2 separate regions of the Homo sapiens genome follow, and region 1 is linked to region 2. Evidence: chromatin loops called from intact Hi-C (ENCODE). Cell type or tissue: Panc1. All regions are shown on one strand. Links, peaks and the distances in the headings refer to the core of each region. The heading gives the core; the rest is flanking DNA.

What was found. Hi-C counts contacts between places; a loop is a spot of excess contacts. Peaks named below come from ENCODE experiments on the same cell type or tissue, not always from the same donor. Only the 100,000 strongest peaks of a DNase experiment are listed, where the experiment ranks them.
Region 1: it touches region 2 in a loop (8-fold over the local background); 12 of 110 quality-filtered maps call a loop at or near these places.

The regions. Positions count from the first base shown.
Region 1 is chr13:69,319,098-69,329,750 of GRCh38, reverse strand. LINC00383 (long intergenic non-protein coding RNA 383) reads right to left here. Exons shown (of 4, transcript NR_125752.1): 4 at 7,650-8,406. Among named protein-coding and RNA genes, the nearest start is that of LINC00383, 100 kb to the right of the region's middle. In Panc1, for the core only: a CTCF peak has its summit at 5,388 (motif pointing right); no DNase peak of the experiment used is centred there; H3K27ac peaks cover 552 bases.
Region 2 is chr13:68,298,484-68,309,136 of GRCh38, reverse strand. It overlaps the pseudogene HNRNPA1P18. Among named protein-coding and RNA genes, the nearest start is that of LINC02342, 570 kb to the left of the region's middle. In Panc1, for the core only: CTCF peaks have their summits at 4,438 and 4,641 (motif pointing left); a DNase peak (open chromatin) is centred at 4,646; H3K27ac peaks cover 563 bases.

The DNA of each region.
Region 1 (10,653 bases), core at 1,152-9,151, 1.0 Mb before region 2:
TTCATAATACAAGAAATTTAATAAATATAATTATTTTTAACAAATCAAGCTTTGTATAGGTGCCTGCAAATTCTCTCCAGAGTACATTCTCCTCTCCCCAGCTTAAATATAACATTATTATTTTCTTAGTGTGAAGATGCTGCTAAAATCGTTAGATGACCTTGGGCCAAGTAGAACTTACACTCAAGTTTCTTTCCTTAAGAAGAAGTTATAACGTGAAACAAGAACCCATAAAGATTCCAGAACAGAGGTTTGGAGCTTTACTTTGGAGTAGCAGACACTATTCATTCCTCTGATTACACTGTGTTATTGTTTTCAGGCTGATTCTTTAATTTATGCCTTTGTTGTTGGTATGGTAAAAGGAGCATGCAAATATCCACCAGTCGAGAAGTGTACTAACTCATATACTTGCAAGGACAAATGAGGCTCCGAAAATTTAAAACATATTGACCACTCAGTCCAACTTTTAAAGCAATGATTTTTTTTTTTTTTACTGAAGTTAGAATACTAAGGATATAAACCATCCAAAACTTCACAAAACGAGTCATTCATCTTGTTTCTTTTTCTAGTCTTGACATTAAAAATTCAGACGTTAATTTGGTTTAACTCATTTTCATATGGTAAAAGAATGTGAGGAATGTTTTAGGAAAATCACAACTTTTGATTTTTTTTTCTTCCTGGAATACTCCAACAGTATCTGTTAATTGATCAAGTGTTGAGTGTATAATTACTGAGCTTTCTGGGAATTTGAAATCAGGGATCTGACCTTGCTTTCTTAGGAGACCAGACACAAATTTATGAATACCCATTGAAGGTAATGATTTCAATTGTATTTGTATTAGATGGTGCAAAAGTAATGGCAAAAACTGCAATTACTTTTGCACCAACCTAGTACCTCCGACCTTACTCCCCTTTGGGGCAATTTTCTTCTTTTTTCCAATGACAATCAGCCCAGCCCAAAAGGATCCTTAATCAGCCGTCTTGTCCTAGCGTTATTTTGGTAACTTTAAAAATTTTGAACTACATTTTGGAGAACTGACTACTTTTATAAGATAACATAACTTTTACCTTATGATTTTATTTTTTCTGATGTTTTTCTAGGTCATTCAATACTCACAATAAAAATAATTATAACTACTTTTCTTTGGCTTAACATTACCCACTGCATTTTGGACACTGGAGTCAATTTAAATTCTTCAGGTGATGTCTCACATGTGATCAGTCACATGGACTATATCCCAGTATCTGTCATTTCCTCCTCTCTGCTGTCCACAGACATTATTTTATGAAACCATTGAGTCCTGCTTGCTATATAAATTTTCTCCAAACAGGCTGCTATGGAGAGATAAAACAAAAAAATAAAATTTCAGGCCAATATCCCTGATGAACATTGATGCAAAAATCCTCAATAAAATACTGTCAAACCGAATCCAGCAGCACATCAAAAAGCTTATCCACCACAATCAAGTTGGCTTCATCCCTGAGATGCAAGGCTCATTCAACATACGCAAATCAATAAACATATTCCATCACATAAACAGAACCAATGACAAAAACCACATGATTATCTCAATAGATGCAGAAAAGGCTTTCGATAAAATTCAACATCGCTTTATGTTAAAAACTCTCAATAAACTAGGTATTGATGGAACGTACCACAAAATAATAGGAGCTATTTATGACAAGCCCATAGCCAATATCACACTGAATGGGCAAAAGCTGGAAGCAGTCCCTTCGAAAGCCAGCACAAGACAAAGATGCCCTCTCTCACCACTGCTATTCAACACAGTATTGGAAGTTCTCACCAGGGCAATCAGGCAAGAGAAAGAAATAAAGGTATTCAAACAGGAAGCGAGAAAGTCGAGTTGTCTCTGTTTGCAGATGACATGATTGTACATTTAGTAAACCCCACTCTCTCAGCCCCAAAACTCCTTAAGCTGATAAGCAACTTCAGCAAAGTCTCAGGATACAAAATCAATGCGAAAAAATCACAAACATTCCTATACGCCAATAATAGACAAACAGAGAGACAAATCATGAATGAATTCCCACTCACAATTACCACAAAGAAAATAAAATACCTAGGAATACAGCTAAAAAAGGACATGAAAGACCTCTTCGATGAGAACTAAAAACCACACAGGGTGGGGAAAGACAAACACCGTGGCCTTTCAGGGGGTGGAGGCTAAGGGGAGGGAGAGCATTGGGACAAATACCTAAAGCATGCAGGATTTAAAACCTAGATGATGGGTTGATAGGTGCAGCAAACCACCATGGCACATGTATACCTATGTAACAAACCTGAACGCTCTGCACATGCATCCCGGAATTTAAAGTCAAATAAAATTAAAAAACAAACAAACAAAAACAAGCTGCCATGTATTTCAACCAACAAAAAGTCATTATGCTTAACTGGGAAAAATATATTTCTTCCAAAATTTTAAAGCAAATTTATCAAGCTGACAAGTCTTAGGCTTTCAGTTGTTTACAGAGACTTCAGCGATGATAGACCTTTATTAATTTAGAAATGCTTCCAGGCTAGTGTCATGTCCTTGGAATCTTGGCAGGAATCTGAAAAGTGTAGTATAAGAGTAATGCACAACTTGTGACAGGCTGCAATTATAAATGACCCTTCCCTTTCATAGTTGCCTTTGATCCTTGCACCAAGTTTAATCTCAACTTTCTCTTTCATTAAGAAGAGGTTTTTACTAACAAAGTTCCAAGTCCTTCATACACATAGGACTTTGGTTTGTTCACCAAGATAACTTCCTAGGTGAGGATATTCCTTGCTTTTTTTTTTTTTTTTTTTTTTTTTTGAGACAAAGTCTGGCTCTGTCGCCAGCAGTGGTGCGAGATCTGGGCTCACTGCAAGCTCCGCCTCCCGGGTTCACGCCATTCTCCTGCCTCAGCCTCCCGAGCAGCTGGGACTACAGGCGCCGGCCACCACGCCCAACTAATTTTTTTGTATATTTAGTAGAGACGGATGTTAGCCAGGATGGTCTCTATCTCCTGACCTCGTGATCCGCCCACCTTGGCCTTCCAAAGTGCTGGTATTACAGGCGTGAGCCACCGAGCCCTGCAGAGGATATTTCTTATTTACAAGATACTCAATTCTTAGTCTTTCTCTCTGGAACCCCCAATACACTGTCAATACTGTGAGATTGCTAGTTTTGTATGATATTATATTCTGTTTTAACTCATTTTACTCAAAATATAAATATCTTACTTAAGACAATTACTTATATTTATTTTGGAGTGTATGGAGTTGTGAAAGAAATTCCAGTTGAGATCCAAAGGTATTTGTTGACCTTTTAATAATATGTTTAATCCTCATTAATTTTTATGATAATTATACATAAAGAGAGCTTTTGAAGTTACTAGTTATTAAACTCAAGAATTTCTAAGCTCTTATACATTAAAAGTAAAGCACTATTCTTTACAGAACTTCAAATCCCTGATGTAGAAATTATGTAAATTTATTTTATTTTATTTTAATGTATGTTATTTTTTTGAGACAGAGTCTCACTCTGTCGCCCAGGCTGGACTGCAGTGGGGCGATCTCAGCTCACTGCAACCTCTGCCTCCCAGGTTCAAGCGATTCTCCTGCCTCAGCCTCCTGAGTAGCTGGGATTACAGGCACCCGCCACCACGGCTGGCTAATTTTTGTATTTTTAGTAAAGACGGGGTTTCACCATGTTGGTCAGGCTTGTCTCAAACTCCTGACTTTGTGATCTGCCCGCCTTGACCTCTCAAAGTGCTGGGATTGCAGGCGTGAGCCACCGCTCCCGGCCAATGTACGTTTTGTATTTGGGACAGACGCTTATGTCATTGGGACTATATGGCAAAAACTAGTGCAGGAGCGTCAAAATGTGTCCCTGTTGTAATATTAAGTGAGAAAAGTGTATTCTACAATATTTTGATTATTTGAACTACATAAACATCACTAAGTCATAAGCATTTAAAATCCTCTTCTATTACAATGAATTGTTTCATTCTTCACTCTCATTTTGTTTCAATACACTCCATATTCCCATTAGTTGAATCTACCTGAGAAGTTGTCATTTGGGGATTCAAGAGTGAATGAATAATATTTGAAGGGCAAGAAATCTGGACAAGGATATTATCTCATGTTTAAAATAATGTCTTATTGCAATTTTACACAGATAATGGAGAGGTATCATGATTCTTAAAATCTCAATCCCCCAAAGAAGAGTGAATTATAAGTTCCTTAAAAGACCTTTACAACATAGGTTACATAAAATTAGCATTAATATTAGAGTGGCTATGAACATTTACATTATGTTATAAAATATTGTCTACAGCCAAAAATAGTATATCTTTTCTGACATATTTAAGATTCATATGTATATTTGATATGTTTGTATGCAAGGTTAGTCTTACTCGTGCAAAATATAAAGATTCAGATACTTTACAATCTTTATAAGCTCGGTGAAATATATATGCACCCCATATTTCCAAAAACAGAAGAAAAAGAAGAAAGGAATAAAAAACAGGCAAAAGGAAAAGAAGTAAAGCAAATTGCCCCAAACACAATGATTAGTCATGTCGCTTCCCAAAGCCTTGATGTTTCTTTAATAGAAGAAAGGTCAATGATTTTTATGTATAAGCAAAATTAACAATTATAATTTATCAGTATTCTAAGTGAGTTAGAACACTGCTGAAAATGTTTGATTGGATTTTAGATTCAGAGCAAGTTCTGATTGTGGAATATGAGATTTTGGGTAATGAGGGACATCATGATTCAGCTTCCTCATGCTCAGGGGAATCTGGTACCAAAGGAGAGGAGAGGTCTATATTTCACAATTGTAAATCCAATATATGCTTGCTCACTTCACATAATGTCTGATCATTCCTGATAATGTAGATATACTTGTATAATGTTCATATGTTTAATTTTGAGCTTTAACAAAAATAATTCTGCTACTTTTGATAAGAAACCTATATATATAAAAATTCAAAATATTAAACTAGTAAAATATGTTAGAAAAATGTGTTTTGACATTATTTTGCACAAAATATTGGAAATGTTTTTATTGCTGAGTTATCAATTTCTACAGTTATAAAAATAATGACTTAATTAACTTCCTACTAAATATATGTTCCCATTGCAGTGTGTTCTATTTTGGGGGGCAGGAGGGGGAGATTGGCTTTACTTGTGTCACTGACACACAAATGGCTACATCTGGAGAAAATTTTGAGACCTATTATATTATCTAGAAAATCTTTGTATACATAAAATGAATTCCAAGCAATTGTAAAAGAATTCTAGTGTTAGAAACACTACTTAAATATGAGTAGTAAAATATAGGGCAAGCTACCAAGAAATATCATTACTAATAAACACTTTTTGGAAGAGGGGGACATTTTTCCAAAAGAAAAAAAAAGTCACTTATGTATTAAATCCAGAAGGTGGCAATCTTGTACTATTCATTGTATTATGCACACGTCATTTTTCTCTTCTCTCTTCTATACACACATACACACACACACTCACACACTTAGATGTACGTATGCATATTTAGAAGTCTAAACACATAAAACTGCATGCATGCATTTATACAGTGGATACTTGTTCACATGGCAACATTGCAATATAATTTATATCATTGTCCTATTTTGCCAGGTATATGGAGTTAACAATATATTTTAGTACTTAATTTGGAATATTCACAAATATATCAAGAAATAGTTTTTGATGCAAAGTTAGTGCATACATGCATTATTGAATAATCATTTTATGTTTCATCAATTATGCAATACAGTATTAAGGCAAAAATAATTTTGTTATGGAAAATTCATTTTCAAAATTGAAATATAATTGTATCAATATAATCAATTGTTTTTATGGTTTTATTTGGGTTGTTTGCAGTGAAGCACAAACATATCAAGTAGGATAGAAAGTCAGTTGTGATAGTTCAATGTATTTAAATGCAAATTTAACATACATAGTAAATTGTAATTCTAGATCAAGGAATAAACAATATGAGTGAGTCAAATATATTAGACTTCAATAACCAGATAACTAATTCTTAGTTATGTAAACTATTCTTAGGGATGATGTCTCCAGCAAATGTGTACCTACATGAGATCTAGAGGCTAAGTAGAAAATAAAAGAAGAAAATAGCTACAGACGAACATGTGGTTTAAAAAATTAAGACTAAAGAACAAAGAAGTAATTTCAAATCGTTTTAAAATATAAATGAATATGTGAAGTAATCCTACAGATGTGTAAAGACTTTATTTCATTTTATTTGTGACAAACCAAATTCTATTTTTTTCTAGGTTATACAACCCATTTCGTTCATTTATGAATCAATTTTCTGTATCATTTTCTTTTCACTTGTATGGAGACAATGTGATACCGTGGACATAACATGGGGCTTTAGCCTAAAACCAAGCTGGATGCATGCTCTTGCCTCCTGCAAACTAGTAACCTGACCTTGAGCAAGCTACTTAACCTGTCTGAGAAACCTACAGCCTGTTGAGGAAATAAGGGCAACGTTACATAGAGTACAAAGTTGTTGCGTGTCATAGTTCATACTTTATAAAAGTTAGTTTCTTTTATACTTTCAAGTTTTGTTCTTGGTGTAGTATTTATAATGCTAGGTAGGAAATTCAAAAACAATTTTACATTATGGCTTTTATGGTGCTTTTGCAAATCTGATTACAATATAGGAGTCTTTTCTAAGTGCTCCACGTTTTATTTTCCCCAAGAAAACATATAAATTCGTGCACTTGTAAAATTCTGTTTTTTGAAACACTCAATTTTCACAAAAAGTAGGATCATTTTTCCTGTGTAAAAATGGTTAAAATTTATGTCATTTTTCTTCTTGCTAAGTTGTTAAAGAAATCTTACGTAACTTACATTTGTATTCTTATAAAAATATTTCTAATTGGGTTGGCAATAAGTTTTGTGGCTTGATTATCTTCTAGAAACTTTAAAATTGCATTGACATGTGCTTTTCATAAGATGTAAATGCACCCATAAACTGGTATGTATGATTAAGTACAGAGTGAAACATTTCAAAAGCTGAATTAGATACAGATTCTCCCAAACTACTAAGTGGTATAATTGTTCTGGATAGGTTTCTTGCATTAATAACCCAGTCAATAGAAACATTTAATTTCCCAGAATGAAAACCTGATGAAAAAGAAAAAAGTGGTGGTTGGAGGTGGGGGGATTGTGAAAAGAACTACGAGCCACAGTAATTGACAATAGCAGGATACCTTTAAACTTCCATTTTCTGAGGTTTTTCTGAGAAGGAAGAAAAATGAAGTTAAACAGCATCCTGTTCTCTAGCCCTATATAGTAGCATAGACATTTTTAATTACTATTAAATAAATTCAGTTATGTTACTTTGAAGTTTAAATGCCACTTCCAACTTTTAGTAATTATTGAAGGTAGAATTGCATGAGAATTTTATATATTTAATTAGGTATGTTTTTGGCTATTAGTACAACTTATTTGCCCATGAAGAATTAATGAAAATTAATTTTGATTTAATTTTTGATTTGATTTATTTAATCAAATAATGGCTCTTTTTTATTTTTTTATTTTTTATTTTTATTTATTTAATCAAATAATGGATGGGCTCCAGAGCCCATCCCAATAAAATAATATAATTTTATTTTAAGCTGTTTTCTTCTTATGTAGTATATAAAACTATGCTGAATTCTAAATAGCTTGAGCTTGACATAATTTTTAAAAATCTGAATTTGATGCTTCATAAATTAGTAAAGATTTACTGTAACAACCAGTATCAAGCTTTTTTAGCCATAAAATATAATGCTATAGCAGAATTTTTAGATAGTAGAATATATTAATAATATTTGATGATATTTCTTAAACTGTAGTTCATATATAATATATCTGAACTAGTATACAGGTAATTTTTGATCAAGGTGACCCCAATCTTTTTTTTTCTTAATAAGAAATGTACTCTGGGTATACCTTACTATTAACATGGGAAAATGAAACAAAACATTATGCCATCATTTTTAACTTTTCACTAAATAATAATGTACACAAGCATTAACTTCAATACAGTCTCTTTGAAAACTCTGCATATTTATGTGAATTCTATTATTTGGTAAAATAATGCAAACACCTGGGTAGATAAGCTAAAGAAAAATTTACAAAGGCTATATATATATATATATTCATTCAGTATTCTCTCTTTTTATAATTTTTATATAATTTTTTGTAATAGATGAAGTGTCACTATGCTCCCCTGGCTAGAGTGCGAGTGCAGTGGCTCTTCGCAGGTGCCATGATAGTGCACTGCAACTTTGAACTCCTGGGCTCAAGCAATCCTCCTGCCTCAGCCTCCCAAGTAGCTGGGACTCCAGGTGCATGTCACTATGCCCGGCTTTGCAGCATTATTTCTAGATGCAAGGAATTGAAAATAATAGTCAACAATATTGGAGTGATGCTTAGTATGACAAAATGAGATGACAATCCCTTAAGAAGCCATTCAAAATCATAATTTTGAAAAATATTTGAGTGTATAGAAAATACTTGTAATAATCATTCAGTCATAATTTTACAAATGTTTGTTAAACATCCCCATAGGCTGAGCCCCTTACTGAGCTCTGAGTTTGGTGTCTTGCACATCGCTGACACTCAGTAATGTGAAGACCAAAACAGAGTCCTTTAGGCAGTCCTTCAGTTTGGTGTGCATAGAAAAAAAGACATGTAATTTCATACACACAATAAATTTATTAGAGGGGTGAATTTGGGTGATTGTAATATTTTCATTTACAGACACTTTCAAGTCTCAATAATAGGCGTATATTAATTAATGTGATAAATATAAGAAAATAAATATAGGTACACATACACACAGACACACAGATACACACACACACACACACACACACACACACACACACACACAGTGCTCTTACACCTTAAGCCACAGATTTTATGACAGTTTAAATTCCAAACAAGGAAAGTAAATAATCCTCCTATGTCAACTGTAGGGCTCTAACACCAAAAGTCCAAACATCATTAACAAAGTAGACACAAGCCCAACTACCAAATTGCTCTCATGATGTTAGAAAAAAATTATATTACAAAAAACCCACACAAAAAAAAACAAAAATAACCCCCTAAATCCAGAAATCCTGTTACTCATGTAGTTCTTACTGCTTTTTATTTGAATTGTTCTTTTTCTTGATAACTTTCTCCTCTCTGAATCAGCACTGATATGTTCTTTATTAATATTTTCATTTTCTTCCCCATTAAACTCTTTGCAATATTAGGATCTAAAAATATTTTATGTCTAGTTTGAATGAATACAGACAATTTTACATCACCTCTTACAGTATCATCTGTGTTAAATCATATATTTGCAAAACTTATTTGGCAAGGGATTTTACTGAAACAATGGCACACAAACCAGCATAAAGCAGTGTTTATTTACAATATGTTATGTGATTTTTTAAAATTTAAAATTAATTTGCTAAATGTCATGATATCCACTTAATGTGAATGTTGCTGGTTAGGTTAATTCACTTTTTTCTTTAAACTTCTTAATATCTGAACTTTTTTTCTATTCAGAACTCACCTTAATGCTTATAGAATAATGCAAAAGTATGTTAGATAACTTTTTACACAATTTCCAATGCAGTTTTCATATTCAAGTTTTAAAACTGATGATTTAGTAACAACTTTTGATGTACTCTATTTGAATGTCAAATCCAGGCCCATCTGAATCGAAGATTTAAAAAAAATAAATCTGAGGATCACAAGTTCAGAAACTTAGAACCGTATTTAGAAATTGCAAAGTATCTTTATTTAGACAAGATTTCTGCTGCTTACAGATCAGTAGATGAGTAATACTAGTATGCAACTGAAATTCTGTGCATGGGGTGTTCTGAAAACCACGACATCTCACTTAGAGAAGGAATGGCTCATAATTTCTCAATCAGATGTTGCTACCAATTGTACTGGTACACCATCTAAAAAATAAATGCTTCTTGCCATTGCTACTCTCTATTAGTATTATTGTTTTTATATTATTATTATTATTAATATTATTGCTGTTATCATTCATATATTTACAACCTGTGCTGATGGGACTCTGCTAGTACTGCCAGACACATGATCTTCATGGAAACTGCTATACAGAGGAGAAATAGATGCTAAAAACATTTGGGCTTGCAGGGTACCCAGAAATCAATTGGTAGATATATATAATGAAGAGATATTTGCACACATTCAATACATATATGTTTTAGAAGGTATACAAATTCACAAAGGAGTCACTCTTCATTTTGATATACTTTGCAATACACATAATTACCCATGGTGTGTGCTGGCTGCAATGATTAATTTTGTAATTGCGATTATTAGCTCACATGAAAACAAGACATCTCGCAATGTCATAATAATAAGTCTTAAAGAAAGTTTTTCTTTAATGATTCTTCTCGATAAATCTATGGTGCTGTTATGTTAAACTATTTGACATTTTGTGTTTTTTTAAATACCATTGTCCTCCATTTCCCTTACTCTATCTTAGTATTTATTCATGTATTCATGTATTTAACAAACATTTTTGTGTGCCTACGTGTGACAGACCACCTTCTGGCAAAGATAATATAGCTATGAACAAAATATATGAAAGGCCT
Region 2 (10,653 bases), core at 1,266-9,265:
GTATGAAAAACATGTTTGTTGTTTTAATTATCAATTAACTGAAGTAAAACTGCTAGTGTTTGAAGGTATGCTTGTTTAAAGTAATGTTGTCTTGAAAAGTACAGCAAAAACAAAAATAAACAACTAAAAACAACAATAAAAATTCTTTTGTGTATTATACATTGTGACATATATGCAGTGCTTTACTCTTTTTTTTGTCAAATATATTATAGAGACGTAGTGAAATGACACTTCAGTATTTTCCTTTTTTCTATGACTGTTCTTCCACCCTTATTCCTTTAGAAGTCTTCCATGAATCTGTTAGAGATAAAGGTGAAAATCAAACTTAACTGATAGGCACTATTAGCATCTCAAAACTCCATCCCTCCTTAGAGGACACTAAGTGTTCTATGATTAGGTCATGCCAATTATGTCTGTCTTCATAATTATCCCAAGAGACATCTTAGCACTTATACAGTGAACAGTAATGCACCTCATAATGTTTTTTTGTTTGTTTGTTTGGCATAAAAACATCAGACTGTAAATTAGTTATCAGGTGAAACTACTAAAATAATCAGATCAATGGTGCTGAAATAAATCTATATATTTCTGTTTTCTTCTTGCATCATGCATATTCACTCATAAACTTTTGTGTTCTTGAACATATACACAAAGATACAAACTGCATACTCCTTAAAACCAAATGTACCTAAAAAAAAGAGTTATATTGAAAATAATGCATACATTTTATACATTTTCCAGCTCACTAATATAACTCAGTGATAGGTTATATCTATCTAAGTGAAATATTTGTATATTTTTCAGAGCTTTATAAAATTAATAACTTTTCACATGACTGAAAATAATCAGATATAATTCATATTGCCTGTTTCTAAAGAGGTACTTAAGTTGCTTATAACATTGGTTTGTACCATAGTATAATTGGATTCTGTTTAAAAAATTTAGAAAATTATAATTTAAACACAATTATTATGTCATATAATGATTCCTGCTATTTGCAATAAAGATTTTTATTACATGCATGGTTAATCTTTATTTTTAACATAAGCTTAGAGTCCACAATGTAAAACAATTAATAACTAATACATTCTGGGACCTTTATCTCATATTTAGACTTCCCAAATGTGTTGACTTTTCTCCAAGGCTGATTAGAAATAATTATATGGCTTGTAATAATTAATTGAGAATCAAATTTTTCTTTCAGAAAACATTTCCTCTGGAATTAGCTATCTTCAAATTACCTATGACTTTTTATATTTGCATAAAAATACTTTTACTTTTCATTAGATTTAAGAAAACAATTCAGTAACTTGCGGATATCTGAATGATATAAAAGCCCATGAATTAAAATGACAGTGCCTGTATTTTATACAGTAAAAAACATGCATTTCTTTAAGTATAATTAAGTGTGCCAATTTGGAACTTATGTTTCCTTATGAGTGCACAGATAATTTAATATACAACACTATATGTTTATTTTTGCTACTATCCTATAACAATATTTTAGTATAGTTTTACTATAAAGTGATTATCTACAATATTAATATGAAATATGAAGCATAACAGAATTAAAAGTGAAAAGAAAATAATTTCTCAAAACAACAACTAAAATATTATCAATTTAATCATAACTACTGATTATGAAATATTAGTAATAAAACAAGCATAATATATTCACTATGCCTGTATACATTCAAGAATTTTGTTCATAAGTAAAATGTGCAATTCTGTAGCATTTAATTTGTGAAGAAAAGCAACTAAAATATTTTTGTTTGTTGTATCCCCTTATGTGTTTACATATCCCATTTGTTCCGCAAACGTCTATTGGCAGCCACTTCGTGCCAGAAATTGCAAATTGATACAGTATTATCTGATGAGAAAAATATCAATAAAATTTCAAGTGAATTATTATTTTTAAAAATCTGTTATACATTCCTTTATTCTAGCCAGTCTCTCCCACTAACCATGAGTCCCTACATGATCCTCTGCCTTTCGTCTCCTGATATTGGGACTTAGATCACTTCTTTAAATATTTAAAAAGGAAAGATTGCCAAGGGATTATTAGTTCATTGGGCAAATAATTGATATGTATACTCTCAAGCTCGTGGCTCTCTCAAAGTGATTTTCTATGTGTGACAACTTTATCAACAATTTTTATTTTGAAGGCTAATGACTCTACACACATATTAAGAATACCTAATGAGACTCCTTTTGTGAAAATAAGTCTTCACGTTATAAAGATGAAATATAGGGACAAGCTTCTACATTTGCTGAACTGTTGATGACCTTTAATAATCGTGGTTACTCTCCTCATTTTATTCTAGGTTCATTAAGCTCAGTATGCTTTTAATGCATCACTCTAGTGTTTAGCAATTCATTTGTTCAACAAGGATTTGAGTGCTACTCCAAGCTCTAGTTGAGTGACTAACCAGCATAAGCTATTTTCTTTAGTTGAGGCCAGGAATTGAAATGTGTACTGACTTACAAAATAGACTAATATCGTTAAAGAATAAGTAGAGTATAAAAGAAAAGAAAAACCCATGTTTCAAAATTAATGAAAGTGTCAGGTAGTATGCTTAAAAATCTTTTTGAATAAAATTAATGTTGTTATAAACTTTCATATACTGTATCTAATTTTAAAAATAAAAACAATTTTAAAATTCAATAAATCTGAAAAAGCAATCAAAACAGTGCAGAGATCATTAGATAATGTCTACACATTTATCTCTGTAGATTTTTCAAATGTATTGACTTTTCTCCTGAGCTGATTAGAAATAATTTCAATTACATTGCTTCACAATAAATAACTGAGAATAAAATTTTTCTTATAGAAAACATTTCCTCTAGAATGACCTATTTTTCAATTACCCATGTTTCTTTATATTTACATAAAAATACTTTTAATTTTCATGAGATTTAAGAAAACGAATTCAATGTGCCAGGCATCCTTCCTAGAACTACAGATATATTAGTGAACAAAACAGCAAAACGCTTGCTTCTTGATGCTTACATTTCAGTTATAGTAGTCAGTGGATAATAAATACAATAATTAAGTTATATTCTATTAAGAAGTTGATGAATACCATAGGAAAAAAATAAAGAAGATAGTTGTAGACAAGAAAATAAAGCTGTGCCTGGAATCCCAGCACTTTGGCAGGCCGAGGCAGGCAGATCACCTGAAGTCTGGAGTTTGAGACCAGCCTGGTCAACACGGCAAAACCCCGTCTCTACTAAAAATACCAAAATTAGCCTGGCGGGGTGGCAGGCACCTGTAATCCCAGCTACTCGGGAGGCTGAGGCAGGAGAATGGCTTGAACCTGGGAGGTGGAGGTTGCAGTGAGGTGAGATCGCGCCACTGCCCTCAAGCCTGGGCAACAGAGCAAGACGCCATCTCAAAATAAATAAATAAATTAATTAATTAATAAACAAATAAATAAATAAGGCTGCTATGGAAAGAGGGTTTCAACAGCATACGATGGACAATATCAACTAAGACAAATATATCTATAGGTACCCTAAACATCAGTGTGAACTGACTTGTTTTTATTTTCTTCCCTTAATTCATTTTCCACCTCATTCTTTCTGGATTCTCCAGAAATTCATTTTCCTTCATGTATACGCCTATATACTCCTTATTAAAGCACCTGATTTGGACCTACATACCCCAGGAAGTATATCTGTGCATCCTTTTCCACCTGATAACCCCCACCAGCATTAGCTCAGACTCATTTGAATTTTTAATAAAATTAAATAATAATAATTTGTATCTTGACTCTAAGCGAATGCTTCCCCTTCACTTCCTTTCCCTATTTTGGGGGGGGTTTTCTTTCTCCATCACTCAGTATGTTTACATTATAAATTGACTATTAAAATTTTACCCATGCTGGCCGGACGCGGTGGCTCACGCCTGTAAGCCCAGCACTTTGGGAGGCCGAGGCAAGCGGATCACCTGAAGTCGGGAGTTCGAGACCAGCCTGACCAACATGAAGAAACCCCATCTCTACTAAAAATACAAAAATTAGCCAGGCATGGTGGTGCATGCCTGTAATCCCAGCTACTCGGGAGGTTGACGCAGGAGAATCGCTTGAACCCGGGAAGCGGAGGTTGCCATGAGCCGAGATCGCGCCATTGCACTCCAGCCTGGGCAACTAGAGTAAAACTCCAACTCAAAAAAAAAAAAAAAAAAAAAAAAAAAATTATCCATGCCAATACAGCACTCTTTGAGGCCTTTTCTCCTCTAGAAAAAACAGAAGAATCTCTGAATACCAAAGACTAATAGATAAATCACATCTTTTTTCTCTATCAGTTATTCACTGACTAACAAATGAAATTATAATTTCAAGTTTTGTGTTGTAGAAATGCTCATGTATATGGTGTGTGGGAAATAAGGATGCTTATTCATGTAATGCATATAATTGTTATGTATACAATATGTCACAGTATTATCTAAGCTATTTTATGTTAATGAGGGGTAATAAAACATTTCATAATTCCAGATCCATGCTTTCAGCTATTAAATTTTTTTTAAATTGTGAATTTCTTAGACCTCACTGAAAAAAAGCCATTTTTTATGACTGAAACAATTTGAAATCTTCCCTAATGTATAAAGGGTTAGTGGGAATTCATACTCCACAGTCACACTGCCACCTAATGGAGGAGGATAAAATGGAAATCAGACACTTGTTTCCCTTCCTTCAGTTCTTTATAAGTTTTTGGTTTTTCATTTTTGTTTTTGGATTTTGGTTTTGAGGATTTCTGTTTGTTTGTTCTCTGTTTTGATAAAAGAAGGACTGTCCTGCTTCCGAGTTAATGATTATCAGTTAAAGGGTCCAATTACAACAGCTCAGCAGTTTATTGACCTACACTTTAGATATCTTAAGGCCTTAATGGAGAGTTAAAATCTTCCAGGTGGTAAGGTTCCAATTATCTGAGATTTCTGGTCATAGATTTGCAAATTGGAGATGAAAGTTGCTCTGGGCAACTTTCTATATTATCCTTTTATCCTTGCATTTTCAGCAAACTGAATTTAGAAATGCTATATTTGGTTGCACTAAAATAATAGTAATTACATTTAGTTACATGAATAACAAGATTTATGAGATTATTTTTAAAGTAATAAATACTAATAGTCCATTGTCATTAAAAACGCTTCACTAAAATCCTACTACACATTTTACATTAATTATATCATCTAATTGTCAAAACACTCTGATTTTGTAATACTACTATCCCGTTTTTTTAGATTAAGCACTAAGGCTTAAAAGAATCAAGGAAAGCTATCAAACTCATACAACTAGTAAATATTTGATTCCCAACTACGGATCATAATATTTCCCATAGTTCAACTTGATAGCAATTATGATATTACTAAATATGTTAATTTCAGATTTTAAAGTAGAGTCTTACATTTATATTCTAACTTCCAATTCAACCTTTGTAACTAGCTTCCCAATCTTTCTATCTATCCAATCTATAAGAAGACAAATAGACCATAAACATTCAATTTAACATAAATGTCTAAAAGCCTCTCAAGATAATTTTTAATTAATAAAGATAATAGCATCTAAAAGAAAATATATGCCAGAGGAATATCCTGTAACTGTGGTATTATGAGATAGAATTTTTTAAATCAAAAATAATAAATTATTGCTAATACGTGGTTCACCTTTAAAAAATGGTAACCTGCCTAGTTGGAAAATATGATAGGAACTGATCCCCTTAGTATATAAAACCAAGATCCAAAAGGTATGACCAAAAAGTTAAACCTTTTGTAACATCCTTTCTGCCTGTGGACGCCACCAGGAAAGCATCGTTGTCTCTTTTCCACTGCTGTCATGTCTAAGTCAGAGTCTCCTAAAGAGCCTGGACAGCTATGGAAGCTCTACATGAGATAGTTTGAGGAGCCATTTTGAGCAAGGCAGAATGCTCACAGACTAGTATAAGAGTCAAACACCAAGAATTCCAGGGGCTTTGGGTTTGTCACATATGCCACTGTGGAAGAGGCAGAAGCAGCCATGAATGCAAGGACAGAAAAAGTGGATAGAAGAGTTGTGCAGCCAAAGACAGCTGCTGCCCTAAGACAAAATTCTCAAAGACCAGGTGTCCACTTAACTGTGAAAAAAGATCTTTGTGATCTTGAAGCAGAAATACCATTCAACCCAGCAATTCCATTACTGGGTATGTACCCAAAGGAATATGTCATTCTATTATAATGATACATGCATCCATATGTTCACTGCAGCACTATTCACAATAGCAAAGACATGGAATCAACCCAAATGCTCATCAATGATAGAATGGATGAGGAAAATGTGGTACATATACAACATGGAATACTATGCAGCCATAAAAAGGAAAGAGATCATGTCCTTTGCGGGGACATGGATGGAGCTGGAAGCCATTATTCTCAAGCAAACTAACACAGGAACAGAAAACCAAATACCGAATGTTCTCACTCATATGTGGGAGCTGAAGAATGAGAACACATGGACACATGGACGGGAACAACACACACTGGGGCCTGTTGGGGGTGAGGAGAACATCAGCAAGAATAGCTAATGGATGCTGCGGTTAATACGTAGGTGATGGGTTGATCTATGCAGCAAACCACCATGGCAAATGTTTACCTGTGAAACAAACTTGCACATCCTCTATATGTACCCCAGAACTTAAAATAAAAGTTGAAGCAAAAAAGATTCAATATGCAAAAACAAAACAAACAAACAAACAAAATAAACACCTAGAAATATTAGACCTTTATGAAAACATAAGTAGACTGAAAGACAATAAATGAGACAATAATTAGAAAAATCTATTGTGCTTATAAATGGGAAGATTCACTATCATAAATATTTCATTTCTCTTCATTTTGATAAATTTTATTTAAAAAGAAGATCTTTGTTGGTGGACATTGAAGAACATCACCTAAGAGATTACTTTGAATAGGATGGGAAAAATTGAAGTGACTGAAATCATAACTGACCGAGGTAGTGGCAAGAAAAGGGGTTTGCATTTGTTCATTTTGATGATCATAACTCCTTGGATAAGACTGTTATTCAGAAATACCATCCTGTGAATTGTCACAACTGTGAAGCAAGGAAAGCCCTGTGGAACCAAGAGGTGGCTGGTGTTTTACCCAGCCAAAGAGGTCGAAGTGGCTCTTAAAACTTTTCTTGAAGTGGCCGTGGAGGTGGTTTTGGTGGGTATGACAACTTTGGTTATCGAGAAAACCTCAGTGGTCCAGGTGGCTTTGGTGGCAGCCATGGTGATGGTGGATATAGTGACAGCAGGCTTGGCTATAACAGATTTAGTAATGGTGAGAGTAGTTTTGGAGGTGGTGGATGCTATAATGACTTTGGCAATTATAATAACCGATCTTCAAATTTTGGACACATGAAGGGCAGAAACTTCAGAGGCAGAAGCTCTGACCTCTATGATGGTGGAGGGTAATATTATACTTTGCCAAACTATGAGCCTAGGGTGGCTATGATGGTTTCAGTAGCATCAGTAGCTATGGCAGTGACAGAAGATTTTAATTACTGTCAGGAAACAAAGTTTAGCAGGAGAGGAGGGCCAGAGAAGTGACGGGGAAGCTACAAGTTACAAGATTTGTGGAGTCAGCCAAGCCCAGTGGTGGCAGGACCTCACTGCTACAAAGAAGACATGTTTTAGACAATACTCATGTGTATGGGAAAAAAAAAACTCAAGGAACTGTATTTGTGACTAATTGTATAACAAGTTATTTTAGTTTCTGTTCTATAGAAAGTGTAAAGCATTCCAACAAAGGGTTCTCATATATAATTTTTTTTGTCCCATGTTGTTGATTGCTAAACACAAAAGTCTGATCATGATGCTGAATATATGTATCTTGTTTTATAAGAAAGGTAAGACTTTCTTTTCTACTTTCAAACATAAACTATTTTTTAGTATCAATTCAGAACATACAACTTCCAGAACTTAGGAAGGACAAAGAAAAATATAATGTGATAACATTGAACCTGGTAGAATAGAAAACAGGTTAAACATCTCGCATTAGTAATCAAGCTGACGTTATCTTGGTGAAATCTAGACATTTCAAGAAAGAAAACAGTTTCAATAACCATTATAAATAAAAATGCAAATTATTTTAAAAAGCAGAAAACTCAAGGCTTGCTCCTTTCCACAAAAATAAGTGCCAGACATTAAGGATGCGATCTGAGACCTGAGAATTGTAATTATTGATAAAATGTAACTGAAGCAACAGAAAGCTATTTTTAAATATCTGAGGGCTCATAAATTAATGATACATGAAATATTGGGTGATGGGGACCTCCTCTGCTTTGCCTGTGTTCTAAAGGAAGTAGCATGTTTTAGGAAGAGCCGATTTTTGAAGCTAAGTTGGTAGAAGATATAAGAAAAGTAATGTTCTATACAACAATGGTTCCAAGAAACAGCGAAAATATTATGAAATGACATATAATATGGTTATTCCATTAAGTATGATGTTAGTCGTAATTTTCTTTGATGTACCTTATGAGGTTGAGGAACCTCCGTTCTATTCTATATTGGCCGGGAGTTGTGTTTTTTTTTTTTTTTTTAATCAGTAGTGGGCATTAAATTTTGTCAACAGTTTTCTCAACAACTATTGAGATGCTTTTCTGATTTTTAAAAGTCAGTTTGTTATTGCTTAGACAGTCCTTATTATATCCAAAAAATCTGATATTCTAGGTGAAGAATATGGGATAAAAGCTTCATTAATCAGGCCAATGGCACTGTCTAGCACATTTTCAGATTAGCTTTGTGAAAATATTATTTAAGTTTTTCCCCTTATATCTCAAATCCATTGGTGCCTACCAAATACATATGAATGCACATACTTTTAATGTTTTTTTTTTCCTTCCTGTTAGAGAGAGGCAATTTCTCAAATACGCCAGAGTGGTTCTTAACTCCAACTGTGATCAGGGTTTAATTTCTGAATTACACACCTGGATTCAAGGATTCATGTTGCCAGTTGTATAATAGTTAAAAATTTAGCAATTATTGATTAAATATTTTTTAGGACATTTAGGGCTACAGGAAACTCTGTTTAAAGAAAGAGTATTGCTTTAATAGAACTATTTTCCCATTTTAAATCAAAACTTCTCTCAACCTATTATATACATAAGTTTTTCTTGGAGAATGTATCTATGATGTACCTAGAAGCAAAGACTCTGTGGGGACAAAATATGTATGCTGCTGATCTGTAAGGATAGTTAGAAGAGGCAAGGCAAATTCATTCCCTATGCAATCCATTTCAGGTTTGGGAAGGAAAAATTTAAACACACATGCAAGAAAACTGCACTTGAAATATTCAGTTGTGTCTGTTATACTAATGATACCAAGTTTTATATATATATGTATATATATACACACACATTTCTAAAACTTTTTTGCCTTTTTCTTAATAATGTTGATATTTTTCTGTGTGTGAATTTCTATTTTTCCAAAATTTTTAAAACATAATTTCAAATATTCAAGGGAAATTTTTAAAACACACTGAATTCTTATCTGTCTGAAAGTGTCCCTTACTGTCAATGATTTATAGTCATCATAATTCTAGAATAATTTCATTTTAACGCAAGTTTTTCACCAAAAGAAGTGAAGTGAATGATGTCATTTAAAAATTGAGTTTCGGAATATTTTATTGAGAATTCTACATGAAAAATTAGTTATTTCTGCCTCCACTAAATAACTCAGCAATATATAATAAGCATTTCTGCTTAGCATTTTTGTTGTTGTTACTAAAAGCTAAGGTATTAAAATTTATGTCATGTAAGAATGTATAATCATTTAAATGGGAAAAACTGTTGTCTTTAGATAGATTATATTTTATTTTTAAACTATAAGGTACTTTGAAATCTACCATCATATTTAAGGTCTGTTACAGCATGTGGACAACAAGACCAGAATCTTTTCATATATATTATCCAATTAAAGTAACCACAGAATATTAGTCAGATATAACAAGTTCCCAGTATTCACAGCTATTGATGCAAATGTGACATTAGTAAGTGTGGAAAAAACTGATGAAGCAATCTGTGAAGATGCAAGAAATATTGTGGTAACAAGTTTTTTTCTTTGACTAAGGCTGCACTTTTTTTTAGTGCATAGAAACATTAAACTATTAATTATTTCTTAAACATTTAAAACTTTAACATATATACGTTTAAAAATCGAAACAAAAATTGGAAAATTATTGTCTAAGCATATGTACTCTGCTTTGTTAAGGGTTACAGATAGAGTTTTCTGGAAGGGATGATTTTATGTTTTCTTTACATGGCTTGTGGTCAGAGACTTCAGTATAAAATCATAACGTTCTATTCTAGAAAAATAAAATATCTGCAATCACTAAACCATGTCCATGTTTATATAGATTTTACTTCATGGCTTGAAAATATCCCTAGGAGGCAGTGCAATTTTTATCATTTACTTTTATAGCACCTCACCTTCTATTAAAAAAAAAAAAAACAGAGAAGAAAGTAATGATGAAATTGAGGACCAAGAATTTAAGATGTTGCTGATAAAATTTAGGTATCTCTACCATTCCTCAAATGTAATTATTCTCTACTATCTTTTAAGCAGTATTTTTCAATCTTTAATGCATGCTCCTCAGGTTTTCCACAAATGTTGCATTAA